Regions from separate parts of the Homo sapiens genome. Here regions 2, 3, 4 and 5 are each linked to region 1. The links are chromatin contacts, found by Hi-C or POLR2A ChIA-PET in ENCODE. All regions are on one chromosome and are shown on one strand. The core of a region is the stretch at or near the end of the contact, and the rest is flanking DNA. Distances in the headings are between cores, read along the strand shown. Region 1 overlaps TGFBR2 (transforming growth factor beta receptor 2). Region 2 holds the start of DYNC1LI1 (dynein cytoplasmic 1 light intermediate chain 1). Region 3 holds the start of GPD1L (glycerol-3-phosphate dehydrogenase 1 like). Region 4 overlaps OSBPL10 (oxysterol binding protein like 10). Region 5 overlaps OSBPL10 (oxysterol binding protein like 10).

Evidence for each region. Hi-C counts contacts between places; a loop is a spot of excess contacts on that map. ChIA-PET counts read pairs that join two places held with the same protein, here RNA polymerase II (POLR2A). Pooled maps may share reads with other maps.
Region 2: a pooled map shows a loop between it and region 1 (5-fold over the local background). The contact joins the promoter of DYNC1LI1 here to the enhancer-like site in region 1. A Hi-C loop is called at or near these places in 2 of 37 single-sample maps with no recorded cell type and 5 of 50 pooled maps.
Region 3: a pooled map shows a loop between it and region 1 (4-fold over the local background). The contact joins the promoter of GPD1L here to the enhancer-like site in region 1. A Hi-C loop is called at or near these places in 1 of 37 single-sample maps with no recorded cell type and 6 of 50 pooled maps. POLR2A ChIA-PET finds 5 or more read pairs at or near these places in 1 of 52 experiments (B cell).
Region 4: a loop to region 1 is called in a map of OCI-LY7, with 2.9 times the contacts of the local background. The contact joins two enhancer-like sites. A Hi-C loop is called at or near these places in 1 of 168 maps with a recorded cell type or tissue (OCI-LY7), 7 of 37 single-sample maps with no recorded cell type and 5 of 50 pooled maps. POLR2A ChIA-PET finds 5 or more read pairs at or near these places in 1 of 52 experiments (GM12878).
Region 5: a map with no recorded cell type shows a loop between it and region 1 (5-fold over the local background). The contact joins two enhancer-like sites. A Hi-C loop is called at or near these places in 1 of 37 single-sample maps with no recorded cell type and 3 of 50 pooled maps. POLR2A ChIA-PET finds 5 or more read pairs at or near these places in 1 of 52 experiments (activated B cell).

The regions. Positions count from the first base shown.
Region 1 is chr3:30,643,005-30,645,558 of GRCh38, forward strand. It overlaps TGFBR2 (transforming growth factor beta receptor 2), which reads left to right. Exons shown (of 7, transcript NM_003242.6): 2 at 1,743-1,911. Among named protein-coding and RNA genes, the nearest start is that of TGFBR2, 38 kb to the left of the region's middle. Within about 2 kb of position 1,272, at least 20 of the 41 ENCODE cell types and tissues checked have a DNase peak (open chromatin) inside an H3K27ac peak, as active enhancers do; they include B cell and OCI-LY7, where a contact is called at or near this core.
Region 2 is chr3:32,569,590-32,572,143 of GRCh38, forward strand. It overlaps DYNC1LI1 (dynein cytoplasmic 1 light intermediate chain 1), which reads right to left and starts at 1,269. Exons shown (of 13, transcript NM_016141.4): 1 at 1,036-1,269; 2 at 757-830. The coding sequence starts at 1,181. RefSeq lists an enhancer at 477-1,262 and silencers at 537-1,026, 1,207-1,466.
Region 3 is chr3:32,105,338-32,107,891 of GRCh38, forward strand. GPD1L (glycerol-3-phosphate dehydrogenase 1 like) reads left to right here and starts at 1,283. Exons shown (of 8, transcript NM_015141.4): 1 at 1,283-1,421. The coding sequence starts at 1,375. RefSeq lists silencers at 1,016-1,425, 1,546-1,685.
Region 4 is chr3:31,951,103-31,953,656 of GRCh38, forward strand. All of the region lies in intron 1 of OSBPL10 (oxysterol binding protein like 10), which reads right to left. Among named protein-coding and RNA genes, the nearest start is that of OSBPL10, 29 kb to the right of the region's middle. RefSeq lists an enhancer at 1,408-1,457. Within about 2 kb of position 1,274, at least 3 of the 41 ENCODE cell types and tissues checked have a DNase peak (open chromatin) inside an H3K27ac peak, as active enhancers do; they include OCI-LY7, where a contact is called at or near this core.
Region 5 is chr3:31,916,132-31,918,685 of GRCh38, forward strand. The region is part of intron 1 of OSBPL10 (oxysterol binding protein like 10); the gene reads right to left. Among named protein-coding and RNA genes, the nearest start is that of OSBPL10, 64 kb to the right of the region's middle. Within about 2 kb of position 1,285, at least 2 of the 41 ENCODE cell types and tissues checked have a DNase peak (open chromatin) inside an H3K27ac peak, as active enhancers do.

The DNA.
Region 1 (2,554 bases), core at 22-2,521:
TGTTACCACAAGAAAGCAAATCTTAAATTTATATACGTTTATATTTTTAGAGACCCAGGAAACAGGTGCTATGCCCAAGCTACAAAGACAGTTGCAGGGCAAAGTATCTATGACAGAATCCTAAAATTCACAGGACAGAGAGTGACTGTGGAAAGGCATTGAAAGTGTTCCTCTCTAGGCAAGAGCGGAGGGAACATGAGGCTTTTCTTAGGCCTCTCTAAGGGTTATGCCTTGGAAAAGTACCTCACAACTTTCTGTGGCCCAGCAACTGTTCCAGCACCCCATGCGGTCTAAGTGCTTAATGTTTCTTAGTCTAGCATGTAAGTATTAATTCATGTTTGCTGGTTGAGTGCCTAGTAGCCTTGTCATACTTCACTGACTGTCCAAACTCATGTCTTAAACATCATCACCATCTCATTGAGGAAGAAAATGGGGAATGGGGTGTTACACCTTTATTTGAACTGCCCCTAGTTTGCAGCCTGTATTTTGCAAAGAATAGTCTGTCTTCCATATTTTATTGAATAAATGTGAATGAATATCACATTTATAATCACATTCCTCTCTAATCTGAGTGAAGAAGTTCTGTATCCTATCCTACATGGCATCAAGGGCCAAACATGGACTCCTTGTATTCATCCTGTGTTCACTCATTTATCCAATAAACATTTTTGTATGCCTGCTATGTGAAAGGTTCTCTTCCTGGCACTGGAGATATAGTAGGTAAGTGAGGTGGAGAAAGTTTCATGGAGCTTACATTTTTGTGGATAGATTATTAGCAAGTATGCGATGCAGATAGTTTGTGCAGACAATAAATAAAACAGAGTTGCTATAGGATGAAGAGGTGGCATTTGATCAGAGATCAGAAAAGTGACAGGAAGCTAAACAAAGGTAATAGCAAGTGAAAGGCCTGAGGAGGGAATGAACTTGGCTTCTTCCCAGAAGGGGGCAGGAGATTGGTGATGGTGGTGATAAGGGAGAGGTACAGAAGGCAGATCCTGAGGTGGATTCAGCTTTTATTTGCTGCGATCATAACTCCAATGCCTCACCAATGCTTGGGATTGTGTCTAGGAGGCACTCAGTAAGTGTTAGTTAATCAATTGATTTGCCTCAAACACAGAGAGAGATCAGTAGAACTAGTCCCTTGAAAAGAAGACCCTTATAGCTCTTTCAGGAGTAGGTCAGGAAAATGGCGGCAAAATCTTGTGCCTCCAGCAACGGTTCCTCCTTTGGTGTGGCACTTCATGACTCTGTGAGGTTATAGCCTCCCTGCCCAGCTGAGCGGTGATGCTCGCCTGGCTCCCACATCCTCTGTGCTGCCCTCTATTTTGGGTCACCCTGACTTGGTCTGTTTCCTGTCTTATTCACCAGCTAAACTATAATTTCCTTAAGGGTACTTTTATTTGTGGGCCCAGCACTCCGTACTATGCAGTGGGCCCATCTAGGTTTCTTTATTGAATGATAAGATTTTTGTAGAAAGTGGACCTTATGACAACCATTGACAAAAGCAAATGGCTACTCAACCACCCCAACCCCTCACCACCCCTCACCACGGTACAATGGATTTTATTACAAATTGCATACACCAGATAATTCTAATCTGATGTGAAGGAATTATTTTGCCTTTCTTCAGATTCATTCTCATGACATCAAGTTCATTTGAAATTGCATAACATCTTCAGGAATTCATTGGCAGGCTGCCTGGCAGTTGGATAATCATTTAATATATCTTTCTCTCTCCTCAGTTAATAACGACATGATAGTCACTGACAACAACGGTGCAGTCAAGTTTCCACAACTGTGTAAATTTTGTGATGTGAGATTTTCCACCTGTGACAACCAGAAATCCTGCATGAGCAACTGCAGCATCACCTCCATCTGTGAGAAGCCACAGGAAGTCTGTGTGGCTGTATGGTAAGCAAGCCTTTTAAGAAGTTATTCTTTCTTTTCCCCTTTTTACATAATGTATTCTCATAGTACACACAGTCAGTGTATCTCTGTCTCCTAAATGTAAACACCTGTTCCATTTCCCTTTCCTTTAGACCATCTCTCTTTCGATTATTAAATGTAGTTTCTAGGGGTGTTCTCTGCATGTATGTGTACGTTTATGTGGGTATATAAACGTATCATGATTATAAAATGATCATGATAAATGTAAAGATCATAAAATGATCTTTAATATAATAAATCTGGAAACTCTTTCTTGTATCAAGAAGAGGGATTTGCCGCTTAGTAGTCATTTAACCGACACCTCCTCAGCACCCCATAGTGAGACCAGGAGCTTTGTTCTCTTGAGGCAATCTCAGGTCTGGAAGAAGAGGTGATGAAAGGTTGGCTGTTGGAAGAGAAAACTACCAGCCAAAAATGGGGAATCTACTTGGAGAACCACAAAAACAACCTGTTTTTTTAGTCAGAAATTCTGGTTATATTATTCATATAACCATTGGGATAGATATGACTTCTTTCTCTCAGCTCAGAACTACATATTTCTTTTTTTTTTTTGAGATGGAGTCTTGCTCTGTCATTCAGGCTAGAGTGCCATGGCACAATCTTGGCT
Region 2 (2,554 bases), core at 19-2,518, 1.9 Mb after region 1:
TGATTCAGGAGCTAAGCCTAGAAAAATGCGAATCTGCGAACTATTCTCCCTCAGTCCTCTATCCCCACCCCCAGAGTCACTAAAGAAACAGAATACACAACTTCCAGAGAGCCGAGGAGATACAGAACAATCAGGAGAACTGACACTGGACCGTTTCTCCTTATTACATCCATTTGGCTGAAAAGACTTAACTAGAAAGTTGTGTTCTACTGCCCTTTACAAATTTCAGAATTATATGTGACAGTTAAGGTAGCTGCAACACGAGCACATTGTACCAGAGAACGCTGAATCAAGAACATTTATCGCCAGGTCTTAGTTCTAGCTTCTGTCAATTATACAAAGAGTCAGCTATTAAATATTAATGGCATGCCATTTGCGCTGCAGCTCTCGCAAAGAGCCTCCTGCTACCAATTTTTGTGATGAAAGAAAACCTGTCATTTTCTAGATAAACCCCAGGCCACGAGAATCCCTCAGATGAGCGATCGAATTCTGTCCTTCCCAGGGGAAGCTGTCAGGGCCACCCCCATATACCGGGGAGGAGGAGGAGGAACCTGAGGGAGGGCGGGTCCCCGCAGGTCCTGGGTCAAGGGTCTCGTGTTCCCCTTCTCTCCCAGCCATCCGCGACAGGTCGGGAGGCGAGGCGGGGCGGGGCTGGGCCGGCTGTCCGCACAAAGAGAGCCAGCGAGCTAGCCCGCGGACCAGGTACCCCGGGCCGCTGGGGGCCGGGCGGGGCGGGGCGAGGCAGGGAACACTTACCCAGCAGTAGCACGTTCTTCCCCGCAGGGAGCTTGGAGCGCGAGCGGGTGGAGACCTCGCTGAGGATGCAGGACCTAACGGGAAGCAAGGCGTACGGTGAGGCCGGAGGCCGGAGCCGCAGCGCGGGAGGGACGGACCCGGCCTCGGCGCGCCGGGGATGGGGCTGCCGGGAACGCAGTGGCCGGGCCCGGCGCCGAGCTCCAGCGGGCACGGGATCCCGAGGCGTCCGCGCAAGGCCGGGGGAGCCAGCGGGGGCTGAGGGAGAGGTGGAGTCGTTACCAAAGGTTCTGCCCGTCCTCGTCGTCGCCTGCCGCGGCGCCACCGTTGCCCGACGCTATCTCGTTGCCCAAGGGGCCGCCAGTGTAAGTCGAGGATAATCCCGGCGGAGAAGAACCGAAGGAGCCGACTCGCCCCACGGCCGCCATCTTGGTCGGGAATCACACCACTCCCGGCAAGACTAAATGTGCGAGGCGGCTGAGGCGGTGGCGGTGGAGGCGGCGGGAACCCGGATATGGGGCGTTCAGCGCACGGGAGCGGGGCGGGGCCTGCGGGGGCGGGGCCCCGGGCCGGGCCAGGACTGATGGAGCGAGCGAGAACGGACTGCGCGTGCGTGGCTGCCTGGCCGGCGCTGAGGGGCTGAGCGTACGCGGGCGGCGGGGTGGGCCGCTATGCTGCAACTGAAGCCCAGTGATCTGACAGTATGGAAGTGCTTTCCTTCCGCTCATCCGCGGCCCTGGGCTGCGGCAGGGGGGTTGGGTGTGTCAGGTGAAAAGTGCTCCCTCCCACCCTTCAGACAGGTCCCCAAACCCTGCGGCCTGCGCGGAATTCCTGCATTGTCATTGCCGGCCCACCCACTGTTCAGGCTGAGAGCGGTCCCCCGCCCAAACCGGCGCTTCGCCGGCGCCAAGATAGAAATGGGTCGCCCGGCTGGTAAAGAGGCTGCCCTGCAACCCTGGGCTGGAGTATTGCTGTGGTCCTGGATTTCTGGACTTTATTTGCGTTCTCAAGTGGCGAAGTGTTCCTCAACCTGGACCCACATCAGAAGCAGGTTCTCCGAGCCCCTAAGCAGCGGCGTGACAAAGTAATTGTTTACCCTGGAAATAGACTGTTATTTTTTAAAAATTATTGTCAGGGCTTGCTTTAATGTTCTTAATGTTTTTGTATGAGATCCTCCATGTGAGATTTGAAAAGATCCACTATGCGGGTCATCTAACCGGTCACTAGACATTGATTCCACACTTACTACGTCGAGCACAGTTGACACTGGGAATACATGGATGGACTTATACTAGCCCTAAAATAACTCCTTTTCTATTAGAACTTTACTAGGTAAAGGTATTTGAATGTCTGAACTCCATGTTTAGAAGGAGTCATTGGTTTTAAGGCTCTGTCCTAGTACACCTGTAAGAGCATTTGCTTAAAATTGCCTGGCCTTTGTATGTTATCTCTGTCACTTCATATTTGAAAATCACTTGCTAGAATATGGCCTGATCAATGCTGTTATGCTAGTGAGAAAATCCACAACTAAAGACTATTTGCTATATATTAGCATTACGGTTAGAAGTCTGGAAGCCTTTGGAGGCTGGCAAATCTGAGTTCAGGTCTAGCTCTTCGAGTTTACTGGCTGTGTAACCTTAGGCAATTTACTTAACCTCCGTGAGTCTCAGTTTCCTTATCTGTCAAATGAGGATAAAAGAACTTAGAGTTGTTATTGAGATTAAACGGGATGATTCATGTAAAATGGCTTAGAATAACGACTGGCAAATCTTAAGCGCTTACCACATGTTAATTGTTATCA
Region 3 (2,554 bases), core at 33-2,532, 1.5 Mb after region 1:
TGGGACATTCTGATGTAACTGGCCTGCAATGGTGTCTGGGCATGGGGATTTTTAAAAGCCCCAGTGACTAATATGCAGCAGAGTTTGAGAACCACTGGTTTAAAGGACTTTGTCCTACTCTGACAGCGTCTAGCACAGTGCCTGGCAGAGACTGATGCTCAGAATGAACAAACTAAGATTCTATTTGTCAAGGAGGAGAGCATTGTGTTACTCACAAATGCAAACAAACCACAAGCAAGGGATAAGTCAGGCCCTGGGCAAAGACAATGGTAAAGCAATTCCTGCCAAGTAAGCGTGTGAGGGTGACACCCACTGAATGCAAGCTGTTGTTACCTTTTTCCCTTTATTTTTATGTATTTATTTTTTGTTGAGACAGGGTCTCACTGTCCTTCAGTCTGGAGTGCAGTGGCCCTATCCTGGCTCACTGAAGCCTCGACCTCCTGGGCACATGCAATTCTCCCGCCTCAGCCTCCTGAGTAGCTAGGACTATAGGTGCGTGCCACCATGCTTGGCTAATTTTTTAAATTTTTGTACAGAGGGGTGGGGGGTCCTAATTATGTTGCTCAGGCTGGTCTCGAACTCCTGGGCTCAAGTGATCTTCCTGACTCGGCCTCCAAAAGTGCTGGGATTACAGGTGTGAGCCACTGCACCAGGTCAAGTTTCTATCTTGACTCTAACTAGAAAAGGTGTCATCCTTGAAATGCAGGTACTGTTCAGCCAAATTCCAAAGTCCTCTGAAGATCCAAGTTCTCTAAGAAGTTCAGAGGTGCCAGGCTGTGTCTTGTTTGTGCAAATGAAACAGAGGATGACAAGGTCGGGTGGGCATTTCGAGCTCTGCCCCAAGTCTGGTCGGCTTGAGAGTCAACCTAGGAGCCTCTCTCGGCTCCAAATGGCAATGTGGCAGCCCTTCCCGAGTAGGGAAAAAGGAGCGTGTAGGGGGCACCACGGCAAGCTGGTTGGGTCTGCTCCACCCATGAGGATGGAGTGCAGCCTCCACCGGGAACCAGGGGCGCGAGTCGCTGCTCAGTGGCCTGGGCCTGCATGTGGCGCGGCGGGAGCTGCTGCCTAGGGCCGCGCAGCGACGGGGGGTGAGGACTACATGTCCCGACGTGCCTCGGGCAGGGCGGGGCGGTGCCGGAGCCGGGCCTGGAGGCCGGCCGGGGCCAGGCGTGCGCAGTGGTTCTTGGGAGTGGCGAAGCGGGTCCTGCCCCGCTGTCAGCTGCGGCCCCCGGCGCCGGGCGGGGGTGGCCGCGACCATTGGCGGAGAGGCGAAAGGGGCGGGGCCGCCGCCAGCCGCTGCGGGCAAGGCTGAACAGGCGGAGGTGGGCAGCCGGCCAGGGAAGCACGGTCCAGGCGGCTACATTCGGCCCGGCCATGGCAGCGGCGCCCCTGAAAGTGTGCATCGTGGGCTCGGGGAACTGGTGAGCGGCGGCGGGCTGGAGGCCGGGGCTCCGCTTCCAGGAAGCGCCTCTCCCGGGCGGTGAGGGCTGCGCGCCCCATGCTGCGGCGTGGGCACCGGGCACTGCGCGCAGGGAGGCGGGGTGGGCGACCTCGTTGCTGGGCTGGGCACCGTGCGCCCGAGGAGGCCGCACCGGGGCACTCGCTCGGGAGGCGCTGGGCTCGCGTGCGTGCGGGGGACAGCGCGGAGAGAGGGCACCCCGAGCACGCGGGCACCTGTCTGCGCCCCCGTTACTGAGCGCACAGAAGCCACCTGCTTGCCACGCCTGGGTGTTTTGCACAATATCCTAAGGGCGTATTCCGTTCTCCACGGCGGATCTCCTGGGTCAAGGACTTGGTGGAGGCTCGAGCATTCTTACTGCAGTTTCGGTGTTGAGGAAACCGAGGCGGAGAGGGCTAAAGGGCTCTTGCTGCCCAGGTCACGGGCGGGGCATGCTCTGCCCTTCAAGGTGCCCGTCTCGCCCCCGCTTCTGATAGGTCCACTATCTTAGGCGCGTCGTATCAGGAAGAAAATCCAAGTTTCAACAGGCCGCTCTCCCTGAGGCGTTGAGAATTCTCCCTTGCCGAGATGTTTGCGAAGCTTTGCGTCTCTTTGGGGCCTTATTTGACTTTAACATTTTATAGAGCACATTAGAAATGTCAGTTCTTCTAGTACCCTTAATCAAACGTACACTGTGGGATTCTCTGGTGTGTTTGGGTGAATGTAGAGGTGGGGGTGTGAAGGGGGAAGGAAGCAAAGTGTAGCATCTGGTGTTTCCAAGCCTTTTTTCATTGCTGTACACTCTGCCACATTGGAGGGACTGGTGTACAATAGTTAAGAGTGATGATGTCCTTTCAGTGCTTCTGTTTACCGGTTTTTCTGTGGCGTGACAGGCATCAGAAGTGCTGCAGCAGCTGGTCCTAGGTAGTTGGTCTTAGTTTTACTCTTTCAAGACTTGGCCCAGAAAGTACTTATTGAAGGAAACCTTACCTGGTTCTTCACTTTTCCATCCCAGCAAGGCCAGTGGCCTCTCTCTGTGTCCCTATTGCTGGCCTGCATCACTGCATTATAAGGAGTTATTTGATTATCTGTCTCCCAACTTTTGAGAATGGCATC
Region 4 (2,554 bases), core at 24-2,523, 1.3 Mb after region 1:
CACAGCAGTAACACCGTTCACAGAGGAAGAAATGGTGAACAACCTAAATACCCATCACCAGGATAAAAAATTTGTGACATAGTCACACAAAGAATGTTATACAGCATTGAAAAGAAATGCACTGAAGTTAGACACAATAACGGGAATCAATTTTGGAAACAAAACGGGAAAAAAAAAAGACTTGCAGAAAACTATATACAACATCCTTTTAAAAATATAAAACTGAGAAACAAAACTAAATAATACAGAGAGATAACACACATTATTTTTGTAAAATATCTATTATAAAAATACTTTATATTATACAAAGGTGAAGGAATGATGAACTTGAAACTCAAGAGTTAGTGGTTACCTAAAAGAGGGGAGGAAAGGATTGAGTTGAAGAAGAATACTTGGGCAGATGAGCTACTAGTGGTTATATTATCCTTCCTAGAGTGAATGGTGAGCTCATGCCTGTTCATTTTCTTATGCTCTGTTACATATATGATTGCATATATTCTTTAATATAAATCAATTATATTTTTCAAATATTAGAAAAAAGCTATTTAGATCATTTATTCTATGATTGTATACAATTATAAAAATAGAAACTAATATATAAATGTTAATTTAAACTATATAATTATATATTTAAATTATATGGAGTATTTATTATTATTCCCATTTTACTGATGAAGAAACTGAGAGTTAAAAAGGTAGGATAACTTTACACATCCAGTTAAGTGAAAGTGACAAACTAAGCTTTTCATTAACTTTAAAACCCATGCTTTAACACCGTGCTATACTCTTAAGATTTCCACCAGCGAAGAAAAAAATTAGATATAATTCACAAGATTCAAGAATCCCTGCCTAAAACTCCATTAGTGTGCAACTCTTACAGAACTCCTACTATAATCTGTGCCTTCCATGAGTGGTGGGAAATGAGTATTGTTTATTAGGATTTGTTAGCTCTAAAGACAAACTTATTTACATGTTAACATATAGTCATATTAAACAAAAGACTCTTAAATTCAATGAAATTTGGAATTTATAGAAAACCTACGATAAAGCATTTTGTTTTATTTTGCAAATGCAAATAAAGAATCCTGGTGCAAAGTGGAAAGCCATGCCTTAGTACACATTAGGTGGATTAAGAAATATGTTTTCTTCAGTGAGGCAAAACTATTCAAGTGATAAATTCATCTGTTTGTCCAGGTTCTTTTCTTGTTTTCACCTTCTGAGCTTCTTTCACTTCCCTTCAAGAGTCATGTTTCCTCTCTCACCCTAGATCTTAACCAGGTGGCACTTCCTCCAAAAGAGTTCCCCACCCTACATCCAGGCGTATCCCTCGTCACGCTCCGTGAGAGCACTTTGCATGCTGCAGTTCAACCACTGCTGTGCATCTTCTTCCTAGCCCACCAGCAACTTGGGGCAGGAACCCATCTACAATAGTCCCCACTGTACCTTCAGGCACAGCATGGGGAGCAATGAGAAGGAATCAACAACTGAATGAAGGGATGATCATACTACTATGTAAAATCCATTCACACGAAAGGATCAGAGGGAACACAGAATAGTAGGAAGGATGTGGCACTTGGAATCAGACTGACCTGTGTTAGAATGTCCCCCCAACATCAGTTGGCTCTGATATTACTAAATATTAAATATTACTAAAACCTGCCCGCCTTGTGTGGTTATTAGAATTAGTGGTGATAATATGTGTGAAGATGATTCTCTCAGGTACTAATCAGTGACTTTAAACTGTGGCTGTCGGGGAAGGGTCCTATATTCTGGTTCAACTGGTCCAGGATGGGATCTGGTGATGAAATTTTTGTAAAATCTTCCTACTTTTTTTTTTTTTTTTTTTTTGAGACGGAGTCTCATTCTGTAGCCCAGGCTGGAGTGCAATGGTGCAATCTCGGCTCACTGCAACCTCCGCCTCCAGGGTTCAAGCAATGCTCCGCCTCAGCCTCCTGAGTAGCTGGGATTACAGGCGCCCACCACCATGCCTGGCTAATTTTTTTGTATTTTTAGTAGAGACGGGGGTCTCACCATCTTGGCCAGGCTGGTCTTGAACTCCTGACCTCGTGATCCATCCACCTCAACCTCCCAAAGTGCTGAGATTACAGGCGTGAGCCAGCGCGCCCGGTCCTCAGATACTTTTAATATGCAGAAAGGTTTCAGAACCTCTCCACGGGACAGAAGCAAGGCAGGAAATAACATCTGCAGAGCCTTGCTGTGTCCAACACTCAGTTGCCACACATTATATTATTTAATACCCCCACACACACAAAGAGTGGGCACTGCTTCCCCCTTACCAAGCAGAAGTGATTCTGTTGTTGTTGTTGTTGCTGTTGAGGACAGGGTCTAGACTGGAGTGCAGTGGCTTGATCACAGCTCACTGCAGCCTCAGCCTCCTGGGCTCAAGCAATCCTCCCACCTCAGCCTCCTAAGTAACTGGGACTACAGATGCATGCCACCACACCTGGCTAATTTTTGTATTTTTTGTAAAGACGGTTTTACCATGTTTCCCAGGCTGATCTCAAGCTCCTGGGCTCAAGCAATCTGCCAGCCT
Region 5 (2,554 bases), core at 35-2,534, 1.3 Mb after region 1:
CCAGGAGGGAAATAATTAATGTACAATAAGTATGCATGTATTTATTTTGATACTGATCAAATTCTATCCAAAAGGCTATAGCACACAAACATGGATGCACTGATACTGGCTTCTACATTCTAGAACCCAAAATAAGTTAACATGCAGAAATCAATGTGCATATTTTGTACAGCTTCCTACTCACCTATTTCCCCAATTCTAAAGTCACGTAAAATGTTCCTTCTTGGTTTGTCTTCCTAATTGGGTGATTTGGCAAGTGTAGAGTGAGTGGCCACCCCACTGCCTCTAAAAACAGAGGAGTCAAGTGTAACAACAGGTTGGTTATAAGCATTATGATGCCTTTGTTCTCATGAGCAGTCAGAAGTAAAATATCTGACACCTTTTTTCATGCACCAAACCTCACTCTAAATTGACTCTTAGTCTTTTATCACCCACCCCCACAAATGATCATTTTCCACAGTCCATGGCTCACCAATGAGTAAGCTAATCAATACAGTAAAAATGTAAATGTTTGTTCCACTCAGTACTCTTAAATATTGGAGTGGACACTTTCAAAATCACCTTTCCCTGATAACATAAAAGCTCTCTAAATCCCTGATTAATTACTTCTCAGGCACCTGTTAATCTCCCTCGCTGTTTCCAATTAACAAAATCAAAACCAACAGGTTTTAACATTCTTGCCAAAAAGACCAATTGTGTTGATTCATCCACCTGGCCCTCTCCTGAAAATGGTTGCTTATCTCTGCTTTCCATCTTTAACTGTTTAATAAATGTTTTTATTGTAAGCCGGGACTCCTATTAAGATATGCAGACTAAATATATCTCTTTTGTTCTAATATTTAGATTTCAAAAAATCGATTTCAAGCCTCTCCAAAAGCATTTCTTCTAAATAATGTGAGGCTGTGCCTCCTTGCATTACTTTACTTCCCTTGTGCACATCAATAATGAGATTCCAGGAGGAGGTCAATAGGACACTGGAGAATAAGACAAGACAAAGTCGGTGTCACAGCCGGGGTTCAGCATCCCACCGGTGCCCACACTAGGCCCCACACAAGAAATTACACGACAGTTACAGCGTTCATGTGAGGTGGGGCCAAGGGCCTTGGCAAAGGAATTTCAGTGTCCAACTCCACTAGGAGTCCCAACCAAATGAGAAAGTAATTCAATCTTTACAGTCTTTATAGTGAAAAGCTATTAACGAGGTGTCTTTTGCTATGTTGTGAAAAATGAAAAGAATAAATCCTTACTGCTTGACTAGAGAAAAAAAGTACATTCAAGAGCCTCTGTTAATTTACATGATGGGTAGTTTAGCACACCTGGCTGCAGACAAGTGCAACCTATGCAAATAGGTAACCCCCAGCTGAAAGACTACAGACACCCAAACCTCCTACTCACAAGTATGCTTTGTTTTTATCAAGCAACCAGCTTTTGAGAGTCTCTCTGAACCTATTCTGGTTCTGGAGGCTGCCTGATTTAAAACACAAAAAGAGAAAAGAAACTAGCTGTTGAGATAGGAAGGAGCACCTTGGAAGGTACAAACTGATCTAGTATGCTGACAATCAATCAATCAATACCTCAAAACATGTAACCTTGACTGGACTAACGCACTCTTTTTTCCTCTTGGCTTCCAGTAGGATTACTGCACTAATTCCCAAGAGCTGCTGAAGTATGAGGCTGACTTTGCTCCTCGGTTTTGTTATCAGCCTTAGTTAAGGTGTTTGAGAGAAACAGATACTTAAAATGTGTGATTACAGTTTAAAACATCAAGGGACTCTGATTAAATCTTTAAGTGGTGCTAACAGCCTTAATAACTTTAATTTGTTAAATTTAGAAACTAAGTGAGGTTAATCAATGAATAAGTGAAACCATTTTTGACATGAAAATTACTACTTTATAAATAAAAATTTATCTACAAGTTGAGCTTAAAGTTCAAGAAATACTAGGTTTTAAAATTTACTATTTTAATAAACTAATAATTGAAAAAGAACAACTTACTATAAATATCATTCCAAACAAAAGCCCTCCTCAGTTATTAAAAACACAATGACAATTCACTTAACCTTTATGCCAGTATTTTAAACTTTCTCTTTTGCTTTAAAAAATAGTAATAATGACAAAGTTAAAAGACAGCAAGACAAGTCCCTGAAAGTGAAACAAAAACATCTAGAAGACACACACTGGAGTTGTTTTTTCTTTTCTTTTTTTTTTTTTTAAAGAGACAGGGTCTCATTCTGTTGCCCAGGCCAGAGTACAGTGGTATGATCATAGCTCACTGTAGCCTCGAACTCCTGGGCTCAAACGATCCTCCTGCCTCAGCCTCCTGAGGAGTGAGCTACCATGCCTGGCTCCAGAGCAGTTTTGTGTCTAAAGAGTTTGGAATGGAAAATCACCTCAGAAAGGAAAAGGGTTAATGAGATAGTAAGGCGGTCATCACTGGGACCACTGCTGACCAAACAGGAAACAAATGAAAGTAAGCAAGTCACTGGCCCCACTACCTCCAGCCCAAGCCTATAAGGATAGGAAAGCAAAGTCAGTGTATGGGGTAGACCAGGTG